Regions from separate parts of the Homo sapiens genome. Here region 1 is linked to region 2. A link is a loop called in an ENCODE intact Hi-C map of the cell type or tissue named here. Cell type or tissue: heart left ventricle. All regions are shown on one strand. Links, peaks and the distances in the headings refer to the core of each region. The heading gives the core; the rest is flanking DNA. Region 1 overlaps RIOK3 (RIO kinase 3). Region 2 overlaps NPC1 (NPC intracellular cholesterol transporter 1).

Evidence for each region. Peaks named below come from ENCODE experiments on the same cell type or tissue, not always from the same donor. Only the 100,000 strongest peaks of a DNase experiment are listed, where the experiment ranks them.
Region 1: it touches region 2 in a loop (2.6-fold over the local background); 5 of 110 quality-filtered maps call a loop at or near these places.

Annotation. Positions count from the first base shown.
Region 1 is chr18:23,470,394-23,481,892 of GRCh38, forward strand. RIOK3 (RIO kinase 3) reads left to right here. Exons shown (of 13, transcript NM_003831.5): 8 at 3,036-3,233; 9 at 4,555-4,714; 10 at 6,613-6,693; 11 at 6,786-6,875; 12 at 8,924-9,031; 13 at 10,779-11,499. The coding sequence ends at 10,886. Among named protein-coding and RNA genes, the nearest start is that of RIOK3, 23 kb to the left of the region's middle. In heart left ventricle, for the core only: no CTCF peak of the experiment used is centred there; no DNase peak of the experiment used is centred there.
Region 2 is chr18:23,537,415-23,547,535 of GRCh38, forward strand. It overlaps NPC1 (NPC intracellular cholesterol transporter 1), which reads right to left. Exons shown (of 25, transcript NM_000271.5): 12 at 7,546-7,735; 13 at 6,930-7,112; 14 at 6,041-6,155; 15 at 3,892-4,019; 16 at 3,654-3,794; 17 at 3,034-3,123; 18 at 2,397-2,587; 19 at 1,941-2,056; 20 at 1,128-1,257. Among named protein-coding and RNA genes, the nearest start is that of RMC1, 39 kb to the left of the region's middle. RefSeq lists an enhancer at 4,864-4,913. In heart left ventricle, for the core only: no CTCF peak of the experiment used is centred there; no DNase peak of the experiment used is centred there; H3K27ac peaks cover 282 bases.

The DNA.
Region 1 (11,499 bases), core at 2,140-10,139, 65 kb before region 2:
AAAAAGCTAGTTGCAGAATATATATACAGTATATCATCTATTTAAATTTTTTAAGTCATACAGAAAATTACAGAGATGTTTATAGATGCTTGTGGATACTTATATATTATCTTTTAAAAGAGACTAGAAATACAGCATTTATGATAGTTATTGCCTCTGGTGAGTTAAGATGGGGAATGGTAATCAGAGGGCACTTCAGCGTCATCTGTAATGTTTAATTCTTTAAGAAAAAGGCTAAGGGTGGGAGAGTTGAAGTTTAGGCACTGAGAAGATTAGGAAGGTATGTGCTTAGAGGTAGTAGGTAGTAAAGTGGTGTAAGCAAACTGGAAATTGGTAAGGAGGACCTTAAAAGCTAGGCAGAGGGATGTGTCATTTGCTGAGAAACAGGATCTTTTTGTAGTAGGACAATGACAAGGCAAATCTTATAAATTGGACTCTATCCTAGAGACCTTCCAAGTAAGGGATCTCTTGTATGGCATTTTTGCTAGGGCCTCACCTACTATGTGGTTAAACTAGTCCAATGAAAGGAGCTTATCTCAAAATCTAGCCTATTCTGTCATAATGTCTTTTAAGTTATTAGAGATTTCTTCCCTGAAAATTGTGTCATCTGTTAACCAAATAGTTGAGCAGCTGTCAAGTACCAGGTACTCTTCCAGGTACTAGGGATACAGCAATGAATGGTACAAGGAAGGTCTCTGGTCTAATGGAATATGCTTCCCCCATCCTCAACCCCTCTCCATGACAATAATAAACAAAAAATATCAGATATATGCTATGCAGATAGTTAAAATAGGATGATGTCATAGTGACAGGCTGACTAGCTTTATTAGTAGGACAGGGAACGCTTCTCCAATGAAGTGACATGTGAGTGACACATCTAAGATACATCAAAGATCAGGTGGATGGGCATTCTGGACTAGAGAACAGCTAGTGCTAATGCCTTAGGACAGGTACAAAGTTAGTATCTTTGAGGGAAGCGTAAGAAACCCAGTCTCCCTGGAGCATAGGATGTGAATGGGAGAGAGGGGGCTGGAGGAGTAAGCAGGGGCTGGACCAGGTAGGATTTTGTAGGCCAGGGTAAGGAGTCTGCTCTTTGACTGCCCTGGAACCAAAGCTATGAGTTGATTCTTATTTTCAAAAGATTGCTGTGTGGAAAATGAATTATAGGAGGAGAAGAGAAGAAGCAGTAAGATCAGTTAAAACGTTGTAGTAGTTGAAGTGAGAAATGGTGAAGGGTTGGACTAGGGAGGGCGGTAGTGGAAGTGAAGAGTAGGAGAGCGTTGGTGTGTGTTTTGAAGGTAGAGAGAACAGCACACGCTGTTGGATTGGAAGTGGGTGTAGGAGGATAGATTCTGGGCTAGAGCAGCTGATGGTGGTACCGTTTGACGAGGTGAGAGCCTGGGGAAGGGTAGGGTGAGGACTCAGCATGAGTTTTGTTTTGGGCATATTAAATTTGAGATGCCTGTTAGACTTCTAAGTGATGTCATGTAGTTGTTGGATAAATGGGCCTGAAGTTCTAGGGAAAGTCAGGACTGGGATAGAAATGTGGGAGTTATCGGCCAGGCGCGGTGGCTCACGCCTGTAATCCCAGCACTTTTGGAGGCCAAGATGGGTGGATCACCTGAGGTCAGGAGTTCGAGACCAGCCTGGCCAACATGGTGAAACCCCGTCTCTACTAAAAATACAAAAATTAGCCGGGCGTGGTGGCATGCACGTGTAATCCCAGCTACTCAAGAGGCTGAGGCAGGAGAATAGCTTGAACCCGGGAGGTGGAGGTTGCAGTGAGCCAGGATTGCACCACTGTACTCCAGCCTGGGTGACAAAGTGAGACTCTGTCTCAAAAAAAAAAAGAAATGTGGGAGTTGTCTATATAGAGATGATATTTAGAGCCATGGGGCTAAGTGAAATTGCCCAGGAAGAGAAGGAAGGTTTCTTAGAACCAGGTGAAGGACTTTAACCTTTTGAGACTAAATGGAAGAGGAGTCAGCTGGGAGAATATGGTACAGAAGGAGGTTTGATTCAGATTCTGTCCTTTGGAAATATAGTTCCTTTCTTTCCCAGATTAACATCCTATCAGATATTTAAAGGTAAATATTAATATTGTTTCTCATTCCATCCACTTTTTCATTCCCACTGCCACCATCATGACTGAAGCTCACTATTGGGGGACTATTGCAGTAGCATCCTGAGTCGACCCCACACCTCTAGCCTGTCCCTGTGCCCTTCCATTCTGACAGTATCGTTCACTCGATCTTCATGAAGCACGCATTTGAGAGTGCCATACACAGAAACCCTCGCGATTCCCCACCACCTCTAGGAATTTGTCCAGGCTCTTCACAGATGTGCCTCTGTCCTGTCCTTTAGCTCCAATTTTTTTTCATTATCTCTCTCCAGCCAAGTCTTAACTATAGTGTTTGTTGTTCCTCAGACATGTCCTGTGGTTTCCTGCCTCTGCTTTTGTTCATGCTGTTCAAATCCTACCCATTGTCCTGTTTCTGTTTCAGATGGCACTTGTGCCATGAAGTCTTGCCTGACCTTTCCAATGAAGAGGGACCTTTCCTATTCATGTACTTCTTTTATTCTCCGTTGCCACTTCTTGCAGACTTGTGGGGCAGGAACCATTTGATTCACCTTTATGTCTGCTAGGAGTGAAAGAGTTATTTTTTAAAAAGCTGTTTTATTTGTTGCTTTTTATTGAATTTTGCTCCTGAACCATATTGGGAAGACTGTAGCCTATTTTCAAGTGCATATGTCTTCATTGTATTTCAAGCTTGATTCCGTAGTCATTAAGTGAAGAACATTATGTGATAGATGGTTGAAAATCGGTTGACAATTTATTTGAAAGTATATTTTATTTAAAAAATCAAACCAAAACCTAAGGCTTTATTAAGATCCAAAACCTAAAGGCTTAAAAAAACAAGACTTGACACTGAGAGAAGGTAGATCTAATTTAGTGTTACAGAATCTTTATTTTGAAATTGTTGTACTTGTGAGCTGGCAACTTGTACTGACTTGATTTTTTTTCTTCCACTTAGCATGGAGGATGAAAAGGAAGATAGTAAAGTTATACCTACAGAATGTGCCATCAAGGTATTTAAAACAACCCTTAATGAATTTAAGAATCGTGACAAATATATTAAAGATGATTTCAGGTTTAAAGATCGCTTCAGTAAACTAAATCCACGTAAGATCATCCGCATGTGGGCAGAAAAAGAAATGCACAATCTCGCAAGGTAAAGAAAATATTGTGCTAGACGTAATCTTGGGTAAATACCTTTTTGCATTAGGATAAAAAAATCCATGCTTTCTTTTACATTCATTTATAGAAATAATGAAAGGCCAGGTGTATAACCTCGATTCATACTTTTAGGATGAAAAAGCCATTTTCTTTTTTCTTTCCTCAATGAAGCTTGAGGGAAATCTGGGCATTTTCTGCCTTAGACACTTTATCATATATCTAAATGCCATTTTTAAATTGCTTTTATCACGAAGTAAAACTTCCAGCATCCAATTAGGCTTAGCATAAAAAAATGGTTTCTTTTTTGTTTCAGAAAATGTTTGTTGCATTTAATTTGTTAATTTTGTGGGAGTAAGTTCTTACCAATCAAATTACATTTTGTTTTAATTTTTATACTTGTATCTGAATTTTCTAAGCAATTTATTTTCTATCAAAGAATTTGTTTTGTCAACCAAGAAATTCAGTAATAATCCTTCTCATTAAAAACCTTTCTATTATCTTAATTTATTAAAAGCTTAATTTTAGTTTGTTATTTTCTAAAGATATTTGCTTTCAAAAGTAATTATTCATATATATCAGTTACAAAATTCTTCTACTGAGAGTTCCCCACCAAAATAAGCCAGGCATGGTGTGCACGTGTACTCCCAGCTACTTGGGAGGCTGAGATGGGAGGACTGCTTGAACCTAGGAGTTCAAAACCAGCCTGGAAACGTTAGACTCCCAAGACCTTGTCTCAAAAAGAAAAAAAAATGTTTTTTCAATAAATTAATTAATTCCAGGTAGAATCATTTTCTAGAAGGTCTTGCTGTCCTCCAGTCTCTTTTCTGTACTCCTGAAATTCCTGCCTTTCTTAAAATTCTTCAACAGTTTTCCATAGTGGAGCTTGCCTGTCTTTGTAGCCTCAGCCCACATTGCCCTTCCTCCTACTCACAGATCCAGCTATGTTGATTGATATACATTCCCCAAATGGACTGTGCTCTTGAACACCTCCCTGCATTCCCTTGCACTGTCTTTATCTGGCTAATTCCTGTTCCCTACCTCTTCTTCTAATAAGCCATCCTTGGTGCTGTGTGCTCCTGTAGCTCCTACCCATACCTCTGCCAGTGCGTAATTGTAATTGTCTCTTGTCTGTCATTTCCATCAGTCCCTGAGCTCTCTATGGGCAGAGGCTGTGTTTTACTGTCTTTGTATTCCCACATCACCAGGGTAGAACATAGTGCCAGCTCATTGCAGGCCCTGATTAGATATTTATTGAATAAATGACATATTTTCTCTCCTTCTGATCTGTATATTCTGAATCATTTCTTTATGTATAGAATGCAGAGAGCTGGAATTCCTTGTCCAACAGTTGTACTACTGAAGAAACACATTTTAGTTATGTCTTTTATTGGCCATGATCAAGTTCCAGCCCCTAAATTAAAAGAAGTAAAGCTCAATAGTGAAGAAATGAAAGAAGCCTACTATCAAACTCTTCATGTAAGTTGTGCTTTTAAAAGAATTCACACACTACCTTTAAAAAATATTTCCTCTAAACTTTAAAAAAATTTCCTTAAAGAAGCCAGGCATGTTGGCTCACACTTGTAATCTAGAACTTTGGGAGGCTCAGGCAGTAGGATCACTTGAGCCCAGGAGTTTGAGACCAGCCTGGGCAACATGGTGAAACCCTGTCTCTACTAAAAATACAAAAAAATTAGCTGGGCGTGTGCCTGTAATCCCAGCTACTCGGGATGCTGAGGCAGGGGAATTGCTTGAACCAGGGAGGTAGAGGTTGCAGTGAACCAAGATTGCACCACTGCACTCCAGCCTGGGTGACAGAGTAAGACTCTGTCTCAAAAAAAAAAAAAAAAAATTAAAAATTAGCTGGGCACACACCTGTAGTCCCAGCTACTCGGGAGTCTAAGGTGGGAGGATCACTTGCACCCAGGAATTTAAGGCAGCAGTGAGCTATGATTGTGCCACTGCACCCCAGCCTGGGCAAGAAATAGAGCAAGACCCTATGTCTTAAAAAACAAACAAAAAAACCCAAGTTCCTTAGATAGTGCTATTTCAAGGTGCTATAACAAAGACAAGTTGAAGTTTGTGAAAGAATGTTAACACTGAAGAGTTGTTTTTCTATCAATATGTGTGTGTCTTAAATAGTTTTAGAAAACTTACAGACTTAACCAGGGAAGTCGTCATTGTTAGGATTAGTGACACAGTGCATGAAGCTATTTTTCACCAAACTTCATTAAATAAAATTTGCTGTTAGTACATTTAGCAAAGTGCCTCATTAGTTTGTGAGCTTTCATGAATGTTATAGTTTTTTGGGGCTTTTTTTTTTTTTTTTTTTTTTCAAATAAGAGACAGGGTCTCACTATGTTGCCCAGGCTGGTCTCGAACTCCTGGGCTCAAGTGATCCTCTTGCCTCAGCATCCCAAAGTGCTGGGATTACTGGTGTGAGCCACCACACCCAGCCATTGAATGTTACAGCTTTAACAGTGAAGGAAAGGAAGCAGGTCTGGTCTCATCATAAGAGAGTGATGATGAAAATTGAAAACAGTAGGGAGTGCAGGTGTTAAGTTGGAAGGCATGTTGGGAATCTCAAGGAAACTACATGCTTTGAAATAGCAACTGAATTCAATCTGAGGGCCTTCCAGGTTGAGACAATGCTCCTAATACTGCCATTATCCCTCTGTGTTTTAATTGAACACTGGAGAAACTTAATGTGCTACTTTATGCAATCTCCACATGAAGCTGTCATGTAATGCAGCCATTGATCTAGATATGGAAATTTTAATCCAAATTAATTTTTAAAGATATAGCTAGAAAGGTGATCCACCTTTCTCTGCCTCCAAAGGTAAACATTGAAAGGAAAATCAAGTATGTTTTTCTGGCCTCTTTGGGAGGTGGGGTGGCTGGGGAAGAGATTAAATAGTGATGAAACTTTTCTATTTAATTCTATTAAGGCTGGAAAACAAATGCATTAATGTTGATTTCTACTGTAAGACTTTGAGGGGGGCTGGGCGCAGTGCTCACGCCTGTAATCCCAGCACTCTGGGAGGCCGAGGTGGGCAGGTCACGAGGTCAGGAGATTGAGACCATCCTAACTAACATGGTGAAACCCCATCTCTACTAAAAAAAATTACAAAAAATTAGCCAGGAGTGGTGGTGGGTGCCTGTAGTCCGAGCTACTTGGGAGGCTGAGGCAGGAGAATGGTGTGAACCAGGGAGGCGGAGCTTGCAGTGAGCTGAGATCACACCACTGCACTCCAGCCTGGGCGACAGAGTGAGACTCTGTCTCCAAAAAAATAAAAAATAAAAAACTTTCAGGGGTGTCATCATCAATAATACCACTTAATTATTCATTTCCTAATGTGTGCCTTCCCTCTTCACAGTTGATGCGGCAGTTATATCATGAATGTACGCTTGTCCATGCTGACCTCAGTGAGTATAACATGCTGTGGCATGCTGGAAAGGTGAGGAGCACATTTTGTTAACATTCAGATTTAATTACTGTAAGTAAAATTTAAAATGTAAATACATCAGTTCATGTTCTGTATTGAAATAGGTCTGGTTGATCGATGTCAGTCAGTCAGTAGAACCTACCCACCCTCACGGCCTGGAGTTCTTGTTCCGGGACTGCAGGAATGTCTCGCAGGTAGACGTGTAAACCAATATGCCTTTTTTTGTTGGATGTAACAGCTGCAGGTATTTTTCTCACTCCTAAGATAAGTAAGAGGACCATATTCTTAGAAATTGAAGGAAGGGATACGGGCTGCTTTCAGGACAAGGATATAAAGATCAATTTGTCATATTTCATTTTGCAAGAATTTGATTCCATGTCTTACAGTTGGGTAAAATGTTCAAGGGGTGCCAGGTATGGTGGCTCACGCCTGTAATCCCAGCACTTTGGGAGGGTGAGGTGGGTGGATCATTTGATGTCAGAGGTTCAAGACCAGCCTGGCCAACATGGTGAAACCCCATCTCTACTAAAAATGCAAAATTAGCCGGGCATGGTGGCAGGCGCCTGTAATCCCAGCTACTTGGGAGGCTGAGGCAGGAGACTCACTTGAACCTGGGAGGCAGAGGCTGCAGTGAGCCAAGAACGTGCTACTGCACTCCACCCAGCCTGGGCAACAGAGTGAGGCTCCGTCTCAAAAAAAAAAAAAAAAAAATATGCCAGGTGCAGTGGTTCATGCCTGTAATCCCAGCACTTTGGGAGGCCAAGGTGGGTGGATCACCTGAGGTCAGGAGTTCAAGACCAGCCCGGCCAACATGGTGAAACGCTGTCTGTACGAAAAATACAAAAAAATTAGTTGGGTGCGGTAGCGTGTGCCTGTAATCCCAGCTAGTTGGGAGGCTGAGGAAGGAGAATCACTTGAGCCTGGGAATCGGAGGTTGCAGTGAGCCAAGGTTGCGCCATTGCACTCCAGCCTGGGTGACAGAGCAAGACTCCTTCTCCAAAAAAAAAAAAAAAAATGTTAAAGGGAATAAGTGAGTGTTTTGGCTCCTTGTATATAAGCAGTCGAGTAGACATTTAATGTGTGCATAGTGCTTAAACAGAAGCTGGTGTGCCTGTATGCTTGCTGCCATTATTACCATTAAAAGAGGGACAGTCTCTATTGTGGGACAGTGTCTGATCACTGTCACTGTGAAGCATGGTAAGAAGATTAGGTGGCTGGGCATGGTGATTCACGCTTACAATCTCACACTTTGGGAAGCCAGGGAGGGAGGATTGCTTGAGCCCAGGAGTTTGAGACCAGCCTGGGCAACATAGTGAGACTCCTATCTCTACAAAAAAATTTAAAAAGTAGCTGGGTGTGGTGGAACATGTCTGTAGTCCTAGCTGCTTTAACTGGGAGGCTGTTTTACTAGGGAGGCTGAGGCAGGAGGATTGTTTGAGTCCAGAAGTTCAAGATTATAGCGAGCTGTGATTGTGCCACTGCACTCCAGCCTGGATGACAGTGCTAGGCCCTGTCTCTTAAAAAAACAAAACATATATATATATATATATATATATATATATATATATATATATATATATATATGGTAAAATTTAGTAAGCACAGGGTTGGGTCACACTTGTTTGGCATTTCTAAGGGAAATGAATTGTTGGCAGTAGATTCAGATAGCAATGATCTTTCTAAAGGATAGAGTAACTTCATATTGGAAATAACCTCTGAGCCTGCTTGAAATTTTTAATTTCTGGGGTTTAGTGAAAGTATTTCCTTTACATATTCAAAGCAATGCCAAGTGGTTTTATTTATAGCACTCATTTTTATAGCTATAGAAGGTGCAGTGGTATGAGCTAAATCCAGAAGGCAGGATGGATGTGTGAGAGGATGAAAAGCAACTAGAACCTGAGTATAGTCCAGCTTGGAAGCAGGAAAATCGATGGTTGAGAAATGAGGCAAGGAATGTAGTGGCTCAAGAGATCCTCCCTCCTTGGCCTCCCAAAGTGTTGGGATAACAAGGATAACAGGAGTGAGCCGCCATGCCTGGCTGAGCCAGTAATTTTTACTCTCTTAAAAACTAGGTTATTCCTAATGATTCTGCCTTTGAGTTGAAATTACTGTGTGTGTGTGTGTGTGCGTGTGCACACGTGCATGCATCCAAGTCTTTTTATAAATGTGCTGCTCCCTGTTTTTAGTTTATAAGAGAACATTGCTAATACTTCTTACTGACTTTCTTGTATTTCCTTACTAGTTTTTCCAGAAAGGAGGAGTCAAGGAAGCCCTTAGTGAACGAGAACTCTTCAATGCTGTTTCAGGCTTAAACATCACAGCAGATAATGAAGCTGATTTTTTAGCTGAGGTATGTGATAAACAGCTGTTTTTCACCTTGCTGGTCATGCAGAACTGCATAGAGGAGATAACTGAAACCCAGAGCTAGTTTTATCCTCCCTTTCCCCCAAAACAAAATTAATTTGAGATTTTTCTTTTCTTAAGATGTTTTTGGTTTTTTCTTTTTTTCTTTTTTTTTTTGAGATGGAGTCTTGGTTTGTCACTCAGGCTGGAATGCAGTGGCGTGATCTTGGCTCACTGCAACCTCTGCCTCTTGGGTTCAAGCGATTCTCCTGCCTCAGCCTCCTGAGTAGCTGGGATTACAGGTGTGTGCCACCATGCTTGGCTAATTTTTGTATTTTTGGTAGAGACAGGGTTTCGCCATGTTGGCCAGGCCGGTCTTGAACTCCTGGCCTCAAGGGATCCACCCACCTTGGCCTCCCAAAGTGCTGAGATTACAGGCATGAGCCACTGTGCCCGGCCTGTTTTTTTCTATACTTAAAATTCAGAATACACACACAGCAAAACATTTCTTCACGGAGGGCACCATTTGGTTAAGATGGGCAAACTGTACATTTCCAGTAGACTCCTATTTCCCCTATTTAATGAATGAGGAAGTTGAACACTCTGAGTGATACAAAAAATAGTAACATGTGGTCCCTGCCCTTTACTAAACATAGAAAGTTAGAAGTGCCTATCTTTGGAAATACCCGGTTATTATAATATCAGATCTAGAGAACCATGAAAAAGCTTCCTCCAGAGAAAGTCTCTTAAAATTGAACAAAATCTAAAAGGTGAAATAGCAGTTAATTATTCCCAACATTATACCAAAGCAGAGAGTGATTACTGAGTCTGTTCCAGAAATCCCCAGGATGACTTGAGTTTGGGTAAGCTGGGCCTAGCCTAAGGCTAGAGAGAAATAACAGAAAGATGGTAAATTCATTCTTCCAGCACAATACAGTTGCTCAGTAAGTAAGTGATACTGTTGTTTGATGAATGGTAGAGTTTTCTTTTTCCTGTTTCTGGAATGTTTTATAGAATACATTTCAAAACATAGATGATTCCAATTGCTAGCTGGATAAAGATAGTAAATATTGACCCTTGCAATCAAGTTAAAAAAAATACATGTATGTATGACTATTTGTGTATACTTGGATGCACGCACACACACACACACACACACACACACACACACACATAGTAATTTCAACTCAAAGGCAGAATCATTAGGAATAACCTAGTTTTTAAGCGAGTAAAAATTACTGGCTCAGCCAGGCATGGCAGCTCACTCCTGTTATATCTGTTATCCCAACACTTTGGGAGGCCAAGGAGGGAGGATCTCTTGAGCCCAGGAGTTTGAGACCAGCCTGAGCAACATAAACTCCATTAAAAAATAAAAAATAAAAAAACTGGCTGGACACGGTGGCTCACGCCTGTAATCCTAGCACTCTGAGAGGCCAAGGCGGGTGGAACACCTGAGGTCAGGAGTTCGAGACCAGCCTGGGCAACATAGTGAAACCCGTCTTTACTAAAAATACAAAAATTAGCTGGCGTGGTGGCACATGTGTCCCAGCTACTAGGGAGGCTGAGGCAGGAGAATTGCTTGAACCCAGGAGGCAGAGGTTGCAGTGAGCCGAGATTGCACCACTGCACTCCAGCCTGGACGACAGAGTGAGACTCCATCTCAAAAAAAGAAAAAAATTACTAGCACAATCTAAAATATGGTTTCTGTGAAAAGTAGGATTTTGACAAATGGATTCAATGTATTATTTTTGTAGATAGAAGCTTTGGAGAAAATGAATGAAGATCACGTTCAGAAGAATGGAAGGAAAGCTGCTTCATTTTTGAAAGATGATGGAGACCCACCACTACTATATGATGAATAGCACTAATACCCACTGCTTCAGTGTTAACACAGCAGTGATTGTCAGCTGCCAATAGCAAATGAAGTTATGGGTGACTTGAAATACCAAAACCTGAGGAGTGGGCAATGGTGCTTCTGTGCTTTTCCCCCTTGTAACCCATGTGCCAGATGTGTGGAATTTTTAGCTCAGCATTGAGAGAATAAAATGTCACTACCTCTCATCTTATGAACAGGATAATATAATTCTTTAACAGCTATAGGTTATCTGGCTGAAGTAGACCTAATTTTATGTGACTTGTGGTGTAAAATGTCTTGATGATAATTTTTAAAACTTGGGTAACACTTCCAAATATGGGAGGAAAGGACAGATGTGTTTACAAGGGAGGATTTTACAACATACTTGCTTTATTCACCTCCCTGTTTTGTGTTGCGTCTTTCCTTGAATATTTTATTGGCCCAGAGTTAGCCTTTCTCAATTATGTTTCCAGACTGTGGCCGTGATTCTAAAGGAAAATGTGTGCTCTTTAGTGGGTAGAACAAATGGAAATTTGGTTTCAGAATGGCTGACAGAAATCGACATAAGTCATGTAATTTTTGTTGATATATCATGAAAATGAACAGAATTCTTTTTCCAT
Region 2 (10,121 bases), core at 109-8,108:
ATAGCTGCTGTTTCTCCACCTGGTTTCATGTATAATCAAAGGTACAGGGTTTACTCAGTCCTGTTGTGTAATAGGAAGCAGGAAAGGGCAAGGGCCCTGGGAACAACCTCAGCCCTGCCACTTACTGGTCATGTAACCCCGAGCAAAATGACCACCTCTGAGCCCCAGTCTCCTCTTCTGTAAATGGGTATACCACCACCTACTCATAGGCTGCGTGATGAGAAATGGAATAATGTCAGGGAGTGCCTGGCATGACGCTGGCACCCTGGAGGCTCCCCAGGAACGGTGGCTACTGCCTTCAGAAAAACTGAATCTACTTCAACTTATTTTACGTAGGCCAAAGCATCCAGTCAGTGAGTAAATCAAGCTGCAAGATTCATTTCTACTTAACTTTTAGGAGGAGTCATCCCATGATACCTCGAATAGGTCTCAAAGCACATGCATGATATAAATGATTCACTGATATGACTCTGGTCAGATGTATGTTCTTATGAAAAACCTAAGTTCAGGGTTTACCTAACATACATGGGGATACTCATCTTCCACCTCCCAAAGCTTCCAAATCAAGGCCAGAGACTTCCGGTCATCATCACTATTTTTGGGCCATATATCTGGCTTCCGTGGGTAACTGGCTGCCTGGCTGGATGGGGGAGTGAGATAGCCCATAACCCTATACATGGATGGGCTGGCAAGGAGCATGACGAGGCTAAAAGAATCGCAACCTTAATGTGGGATAATGTTACTAAAGCTAAGATCACGCCCCAGCTGCCATCAGTACAAGTGAACAGGCCAAGTTCCTTCAGGCCTGGATTACCAGCAGGCCGTCCTCTCCCTCAGCCCCGCTTGGAATGTGCACAGGAATCTGCGTTCATTCTCATGCCCAGGGGGCCAGGACACAGAGAGAGCATGAGATGTGAATGCCCACGCTAAGACAGAATCAGTTGAACACTATGAGGCATTTTCTTAAAAAGGTGTTTTCGGTTTTCCTGCTTCCACCAAAGGACCAGGACAGGGTGGGGCGGAGAAGAGACGTTCCCATGCAACTGTCTTAGCCCAGTCCTCTCCTAGTTTTCTACTGCAAATTAAAGTTGCAGTGGATGCTTATCTGCAATGGCAGCAGCACTTACCCTTTGCCACACTTGGGGTTAGGGTTATCCGAAAGGAACATGGGCAGGAATCTCATGAAGTCTCCCCCCTGAGGCCTCTGTTTGCCTTCCGGAGTCAGAGGCCTGCAGCGAACGCAGGCAGGGTCAACCACTGGCGGAGACATGCAGGGAGGACTGTTAGAAGAATAGGTCTCCAGATTTTTTGTAAAACATTTTAAAATACTGACAGTGAGGGGCATTACTTTCTTCTCTATCGATTACTTTCCTTACTAGTGAGGGATAATCTTTCCCCTTATCTAAAAGCTTCAGCCACATGTCACTTTCACAGTTTAATGAATCTGAAATACCATTTTCATCTTAGGCATACTATGCATCATTTTCTGCCCTGAAGTAGATCTCCTCCTTCAAGTATGGCCTTGACTGGTCAGAGCCCGGGGCTTCTATGTTTTTATTAAGAAAATTCCAGGGCAACCTCGACGCTCCTACAAAACCACAGGGTAAAGTGATAAAGAAAAGCCCTCCTCTGAGAAGCTAAGGCCAGATACCAATCCTGAGAGGCAATCGCTGGAGTTAGAACAGGATGAGAAACCTTATGTGGAAACCACACTCCGAACATGTGGACCTTGTTCAGCTTGCAGCCCCGAGGGTGGCTGTCTGAGCCAGGAACAACATGACAATTTCAGAATGAATGACTGAGGAAAGGAATGATGACACAGGGAGACCCAGCTTTGATATACAAATAGGTATAAACTGAGGCACGATGCAAATGATTTTTAAATGATAATTTGAAAATTTTTCAGCAAAACAGGAAAGATTTGGTAAAGGAGAAGGTACCTGAAGCATTGCAGAACTGGTCAGTGATATTGTCCACTCGACAGCAAGACGACTGTGGCTTCACCCAGTCGAAATAATCGTCGATCCAGGACGAGGGGGCGAAGCCTATTCGGGTACTAGAGAGGACAGACAGGGTTACTGACCTGCTCCACAGGGAGGAAGTCTTTAGTTTCAGTACTTTTTCTTAAAACCTAACTTCCTTTTCTACGTTTTATACTGCTAACAGTCAAAAGAAAAACTACATGAGCACTTAATGAAAAAAGCCTTCAAAGTATTAGGTGGTAAATTAGTCCTTTCAAAGGTTTTTTAAGGTAAAGCCAGATTTAACATACATTTTGCATAAAAACAACTTTTCCAAGAAAGTCTATTTTCAGTGAGACATTTCAGGCCTGAGCTGACTGCCTGGCTGAGAGCCTCCTCCGCTGCTTCTGAAGTACAAGACAAGGTGGTACTGACTAGTTGTCCAGCTGCGCCGCGTTAAATATCTGCTGCACCAGGGAATCATTGTTGCAGCCCATGCCGCCGCACACCATGTTCTGCCCCTTGGAAGAAGTGTAGTCGTGCCCTTCCTCCAGGACAAAGTACACAGGCGGACCCGCATGCAGGTACTGACTGATGGATTTGAAATAATCCACCATGTAGGAGTCCTGAAAGAAAGATAAAAGAATAGGAGAGAGTGTGAACACTCTGATAGTAACTAAGCAAGGCGAGGATCATGGAGAATAAGAGGGTGCCAGGAGGTTCCTGGCTGAGATGCCTCCAGCTGGACTCATGATTCCTAACACCACCAGTCTTCCCCCCAGGGCCCCAGGGTGCTCCTCCTGCTAGCCCCACAATCAGGAGAGCATCTCATAAAGTAACCTCATAAGACTAGTTATTCGTGTTCTGCAGCTGTGCCCAGAGGGGCTCAGTCAGAATGCCAGACAGCCCACACCAGCAGTGCACTGCGACAGTTCTCCTAACCCTGGAAACCCTGTCACCATTTGCAGTTAGAAGCAGGCACTTGCTTGAAACACCTACGTGCATGTTTTGAAAAATGTATTCATCATCAGCTAAAGAAGTTAAAAAAAAAAAAAAAAGGAAGTCATCTTACATCTGGCATCGAAAGAGACTGATCCAATCCAATATCTACTTTGTTCAGGACTGCGATGCTGAATGACAGAACACCCACAAATATTGCTATCTGGAACAACAAATGAATCATAAGACAGAGACTGCTTAGTAAATAAGCTTACGACCAGAAATAAAATCTTAAGCACACACAAAAAGCAGGATTTTTTAAAATGGAAAAGCTTAAATGACAGGCTAATAGGGAGTACAGGGCAGTGGGTGAGACCACAGCACCAGGAGTCCAAATTCCTGGGTGCAAATCCTGACTCTGCCACTTACGGGCTGAGTGACTTGGGGCAAACCACTTCACCTCTCTTGGCTTCTATTTCCTCATTATTAAGAGGAAAAATAAAAGTTTCTTTGCAACTTTCTGTGAATCTGAAACTATTTCAAAATAAAAAACTTAAAACTCTTGTTTATATGGACTGATAAAAGCTCACAGGAAAAACATTTTATCTACTGTTCCACATTTGCTTTTGCTTTTTTTTTAGATACATTTTAACAGCTTTAAGAATCTCCTTCCCAGGCTGTCTGGCTTCTTAGAAGGCATGTGATAATCTGTTTCAGTGAGAGGAAAGAGAAAAACCACAGATAAGCGCATACCACAATTGGTCTCATCCAGTCCTTTAGCAGAAGTGGAGAATAGGAGTTTTTGAAGAAGCGAAACAAACAGCTCTCTGAGGCCTGGACGCTTGTTCCATCTTCAGCACCTCTGACACAGCAAAAGATGTCTAGCCGATTTTTCTGAGGGGACAGAGGGAAACAAAGGTTATACCCGCTAGCTGCTTCCTCTAGATTCTAGACTCAAATTAAATAGACTATAATCCTGGCACCAACTTACCTCTTGACGTTTAATGTCTAACCCCAAGAGACTCACGAAACAGGTAATCTGCAGAAGAAAGTCAATGAAGACTGCCAATCCCGCAAAGAGAGAGAAGGTGTGCACGGCTGGCATCACGGACAATGCTCCTGTCGGGGAGAGAAGGGCTCTGCGTCACTTCTGTTTACAGCCGGGGGCTCTCTGCAGGTCTTATGTTCATGTGCATGTACAGATACAAGGAGCCAGCACAGGCCAAACGCATGAGAAGGCATGCTGCGGCTGGACATTACACCAGAAGTGGGACAGGAGGTGATAAGCCAGTGCTTTTCAAAGCACACTCAGCACCAGACCATTTGGGAAGCCCCATCCTAGTTATGACAGGAATTCAACCCCAATTCTACTATACTCAGGTTCACAGCAAATTCACACACATTAAAATTTGAGAACCACTAATACAGGCCATTTCTTATAGTACTTTCTGTGCTTCACTGTAAGAAATGGACAGTATTTTCCATTTATTACATCAACACTACTAGCCTCCCAGTTTAGTTAAGAGGTAATCTACAATCGAGTGAGGATCAAAGGCATGAGGGTAAGACTTGGAAACTGCAAACTGGCAGCCCATGAATCAGATGGTTCCTGTTTAGCCCACACTGTATCAACCCATCTTAAGATTAAAAAACTTTTTTTTATAAGTTGCCAATATTTAACAATGGCATTTTACACAAAAATCTAGATTCACAGCTTTGCTTGGAAGAAAAACAACAACAACAACACAGACCTTGTAGCACTGGGTTGGCCACACACATAACTGTCTTTTTAGATAGGACACGTGCAGTTGGGGTGCCACAATCCCTACTCACTCCTACTGTCCCAAGGTCACTCCAACCTTGAGGCACAGTCTCTGCTGCTATTATCATCACACTTGCACTGGTTTTCTTATAATAGTAGTGAAAAAAAGAAAGTTTTTTCTTTTTTTTTTTTTTTTCTGCACCTGTGTTTGTCAAAAGGAACTACAGGGCTACAGGTTTCAAAAGCACATGGCTTTGTGGAGATGAAGAATAACAAGCTAGCAGTGTATCTGTGGTGAAAGACTACCACCTACAATGACCTTACAATGGCCCTGATTAAGCTGACCTCCCAGCCATGTAGGCATTGCAGTTTGTGGCCCGTGGATGGTCTTCTTTGGACTGAGTGATTCCAGTCCAGCCTCCCCTATAGTGGACAGAGTCACTTTGCTCTTACTACACTTCAGACATGGGGCAGACAGCCCCACTAGTGGGTCTATTTGATGATTCTCTATGTGAAAGAAACACAGAAGTGCTGACTTTGTTCCAGCTTATTCTGGCTCCTTGTAATGTGGTGAGTCAAGAGCTTCTGGTCATTAACAAGGCTGCTTCCCCAATGAGTTGTGTGCACAGAAGAGAAAGACTGCCTTTGAAAACAACGGCAAACATCTTGTAAGCGAGTGCCTGTGGATTTGGGAGCTGCTGCTTAGAGTGTCATGTGGAGAAGGATTCAGTGGCTACTCAAGGATGCCATTTTCAACTATCAACATTCCCAGTGGCTACTAAAAGGGGAAAGTGGCAAGACGAACTCTAGGTCTCTTTCACCCTGAACCCCAACATCAATGCTGTCCTGACAGTTAAATGAGAAGGAAGCCACTTGCAAAATCACACCTAAGTTACTGCTGCCAATTTTTCTGTGGTCCAGTGATACTTTCCCAGTGCAGAACAAAGCTTAAAAAAAGGAGACAACACGGGCTGGGCACGGGGGCTCACGCCTGTAATCTCAGCACTTTGGGAGGCCGAGGCAGGTACATCACCTGAGGTCAGGAGTTCGAGACCAGCCTGGCCAACATGGTGAAACCCCATCTCTATTAAAAATGCAAAAAATTAACTGGGCATGGTGGTACGTGCCTTTAATCCCAGCTATTTGGGAGGCTGAGGCAGGAAAATCGCTTGAACCCGGGAGGCGGAGGCTGCAGTGAGCCGAGATTGCACCACTGCACTCCAGCCTGGGTGGCAGAGTGAGACTCCGTCTCAGAGAAAAAAAAAAAAAAGAAAAAAAAAAAAAGGAAGCAACACAAAGGGACATGTTCAGGTAGCCAGCTCCTTCTTTCTCCAGGCTCAGCAGACTACAGGACTGGTAGGATTGAAAGCATAATTACCTAAGAAAAATGCTACAGTCTCAGAAAAGGATGACAGGAACATACTGGGAGCCACTTCTCCTAGGACCCTGCCCAGCTGCTGATCCAGGGTTTCCCCTTGAAGACGTTCATCTCTCTTAAAAAAAAAAAAAAAAAATTATGCGACATTAAAATTTCTCAATAACAACGCCATTTCTTGCTGCCTTGTGTTAACTCAAGGGTAAAAATAAATGATTAGTAGACGATTAGCAGTGTCTTCTAAGCATATAAACTTCGGTGGGGGACTCCAATGTTCTCAGAGTATTTCTGCACTACAGAGCTAGGTACCAAGTGAGAAACTAAAGGGAAAGCTGAGCCAGCCACATTATCAGGAAAACACTCGGAACACAGGCGGCAGGGGACTGGACCAGTGAACATCACTCTCACGTGCACTGAGTCTCCGCCCACGTCGGGTCTACAGGACGACTGAGACCACCTTCTACAGCAGCGGGACACGTGTTGACCTTTTGCCTTTTTAGTGGCACCTTTGGGCAAAATGAATCTAACATTCTATACTATGCTGAACATCATTTTAACAGCAGTCGTACCCAAAATCTTTTCCAAAAGTGTGTTAGCCCTTCTTGTACACATGATACTATTTAAAATGAAAAGATACTATTAAAAGACACTATTTAAAGATACAATTTAAAACACAATTCTTACTTTATATCTACTATTTCAACAACCAAAAAGAGGGGTGAAATTCTTGGTCCTAAGATGTCCACAGCAAGTCAAGACGACCGATGAGCCACACAGGGAAAGGAAACAAAACACCCTCACAGGTCACACTCACGAATGCGGAGCCCAGGAGCCATTCACAGTCCCTGAAACTTGAACAGATGCTGAGCCCTGTGAGAATATGGAAGTATACCTGGTAGGCCTGCACCAGAATGAAGATGTTGTCCACTCCAACAGCCAGCACCAGGAACGGGATGACTTCAATCACAATGAGGGTCAAGGGCAACCCAATGTAGCTGAAGACACCCAAGGAGCAAGCCACCGAGCTCAGCACGATCAAGATGCCCGCGATGCCTAGTGAGACCTTCGAATCCACCTGAGAGAGGCGACAGACACAATCACCAATTAGTTACAGGGTTGTCTGTCCCACTTGTTACTAAAAGGTCCTCCTTTTTACTTTACAGGGCTGTATTAAACCTAGAGTTGAATGTACAATTCTGTGTTTCAGAGAGGACTTGTAAACATTTCTAGGTCTGCTCGGGCAACACATGTTATGAGTTTGCATTCTTAGGTGATGGACTGGACAAATAAGAAAAAACTGGATTATGTGAAATAAACTTTAAGATAAACCAAAAAGTTGGAATGAAGAAAATAGATGTAGGCAACAGAAACGTTACATACAATTAAAACATGGGGGAATTTATGGCAGTTTTAAACATAATGGAATAAGAATAAAGAGGCAAAAATATGACGTTACACTGTGCACTGCTGTTAACCTCTAGAACATACACCACCCCCCCCCGGCTTACCAGAAGCCTGCGACAGCTTTTCATGTGCCCCAAGGCTAGGGAAATATATAGAAACATGATGGCATAGCTAATTACAACGGTGAAGACATCACTGTCACTTTCACGATTTAGTTCATCTTCAATACTTCGTTCAGCAGTGAAGGAAATGGTCAGATTGGGATTCTTGTAGTTTTTCACAAAATTAATAAACCTAAAAGGTAAGCAAAATGTTATATTTTTAGTTAAACTAACTGACAGCTAAGTAAGAAACTTCTCCCTAACTTTCACGATACAAAGGCCACGTTTTCTTTTTTTTGGTTTTGAGACTGATTCTCGCTCTGTCGCCCAGGCTGAAGTGCAATGGCGCAATCTCAGCTCACTCCAAGCTCCACCTCCCGGGTTTGAGTGCTTCTCCTGCCCCAGCCTCCTGAGTAGCTGGGACTCCAGGCGTGCGCCACCAGGCCCGGCTAATTTTGGTATTTTTAGTAGAGACAGGGTTTCACCATGTTGGCCAGGCTAGTCTCAAACTCCTGACCTCAAGTGATCCACCTGCCTCAGCCTCCCCAAAGCGCTGGGATTACAGGCGTGAGCCACTGTGCCCGGCTCAAAGGCCATGTTTTCTTAACCTTTATCCTGCATTAGGATCCTTTGTTTGCTTTTGTTCCTGTTTTGAAATAGAGTCTCTCTCTGTTGCCTCGGCTGGAGTACAGTGGCACTATTACAGCTCACTGCAGCCTCGAACTCCTCAGCTTAAGGGATCCTCCTGCCTTAGCCTCTTGAGTAGCTGGTACTACAGAGACGTATCCCCATGCCTGGCTAATTTTAAAAATTTTTTGTAGAGATGGGGTCTTTGCCATGTTGTGCAAGCTGGTCTCAAACTCCTGGCCTCAAGGCATTCCTCCTGCCTCCACATCCCTAAGTGCTGGGATGACAGGCACCATGCCCAGCCACTGCATTAGGGTCTTCCACACTGGAGACTATCAGATTACAGCTAAGGTTCCATACATGCTGAATTAAAGTAAGTTTAGGGCTGGGCTCAATGGCTTATGCCTGTAATTCCAGCACTTTGGGAGGCTGAGGCTGGCAGATCACCTGAGGTCAAGAGTTCGAGACTAGCCTGGCCAACATGGTGAAAGCCCGTCTCTACTAAAAATACAAAAATTAGCCAGGCGTGGTGGAAGGTGCCTGTAATCCCAGCTACTTGGGAGGCTGAGGCACGAGAATCACTTGAACCTGGAAGGCAGAGGCTGCAGCGAGCTGAGATCATGCCACTGCACTCCAGCCTGGATGACACAGCAAGACTCTGTCTCAAAAAAAAAAAAAAAAAAAAAAAAAAAAAGAAATGCATTCAGTCTACTAAATCAAAACCACAATGAGATACCACTTCACACCCATGAAGATAGCTAGAATCACAAAGTCAGATAATAAAAAGTGCTGACGAGGATGCGAACGAATTGGAAGTTTCATGGACTGCTGGTGGTGACGTAAAGCGCTATAGCCACTTTGGAAAACAGTCTGGCAGTTCTTCAAACTATTCAAGGTGGACTTACCCTATGACTCAGCAATTCTACTACTAGGTATGTACCCAAAAGAAATGAAAACTCACATCCACAAGAACTTGTACTCAAGTGTTCATAGCAGCATTATTCATAATAGCCAAAATGGAAACAGCCCAAGTGTTTGTCAGTTGATAAATGCACACAATGTGGTATATCCATACAATGGAATGAAAAGGAATGGAGTACTGATACATGCCACAACATGAATGAACCTTGAGAATATTATGTTCAATGATAGCCAGACAAAAAAGTCCACATATTATTCTATGCACATAAAAGTCCAGAATAGGAAAATCTCCAGAGACAGTATTTTAGTGGTTGCCTAGGGCTGTGGATAGGAGGATGAAAAGATGGAGGGTGTTAGTTAAAGGGTACAGAGTTTTATTGTGGAGTAATGAAAATGTTCCTAAAATTGACTGTGGTGATGGCTGCACATACACGTGAATATAGTAAAGCTACTGAATTGTACGCTTTTTTTTCTTTTTAAATTCTCTTTTTTCTTTTTTTTAGAGACATGCAAACATTGCCTAGGCTGGTCTTGAACTCCCGGCCTCAAGTGAGCCTCTCGTCTGGGCCTCCCAAAGTGCTGGGACTACAAGTGTGAACCACCATTCCCAGCCTGAACTGTATACTTTAAGTGGGTGAACTGCATGATACATATACCATATCTCAGTAAAACAATTTTTTAAAAGTACTGGAGGGCATAAAGTGCAACCTGGCCTCCTAAGTCCTCTCTTCCCATTCTCTAGAGGTCACAAACACAGTTAATTTCTGAGGTCATTTGCTTGATATTTTTTTCTAAGCATGGACAGCAGCATAAACAATATATATTTATACAAATATACATCATGGACCATTTACTTCACTGTCTTTTATGACAGCACAATATTCTATTGTATTCATTCCTTATTAAATACATTCAGCATGCTCCCAAGTTTTGCTGTTAGAAAACAATGCAGGTGGCTGGGTGCAGTGGCTCACACCTGTAATCCCGGCACTTTGGGAGGCCGAGGAGGGTGAATCACCTGAGGTTAGTAG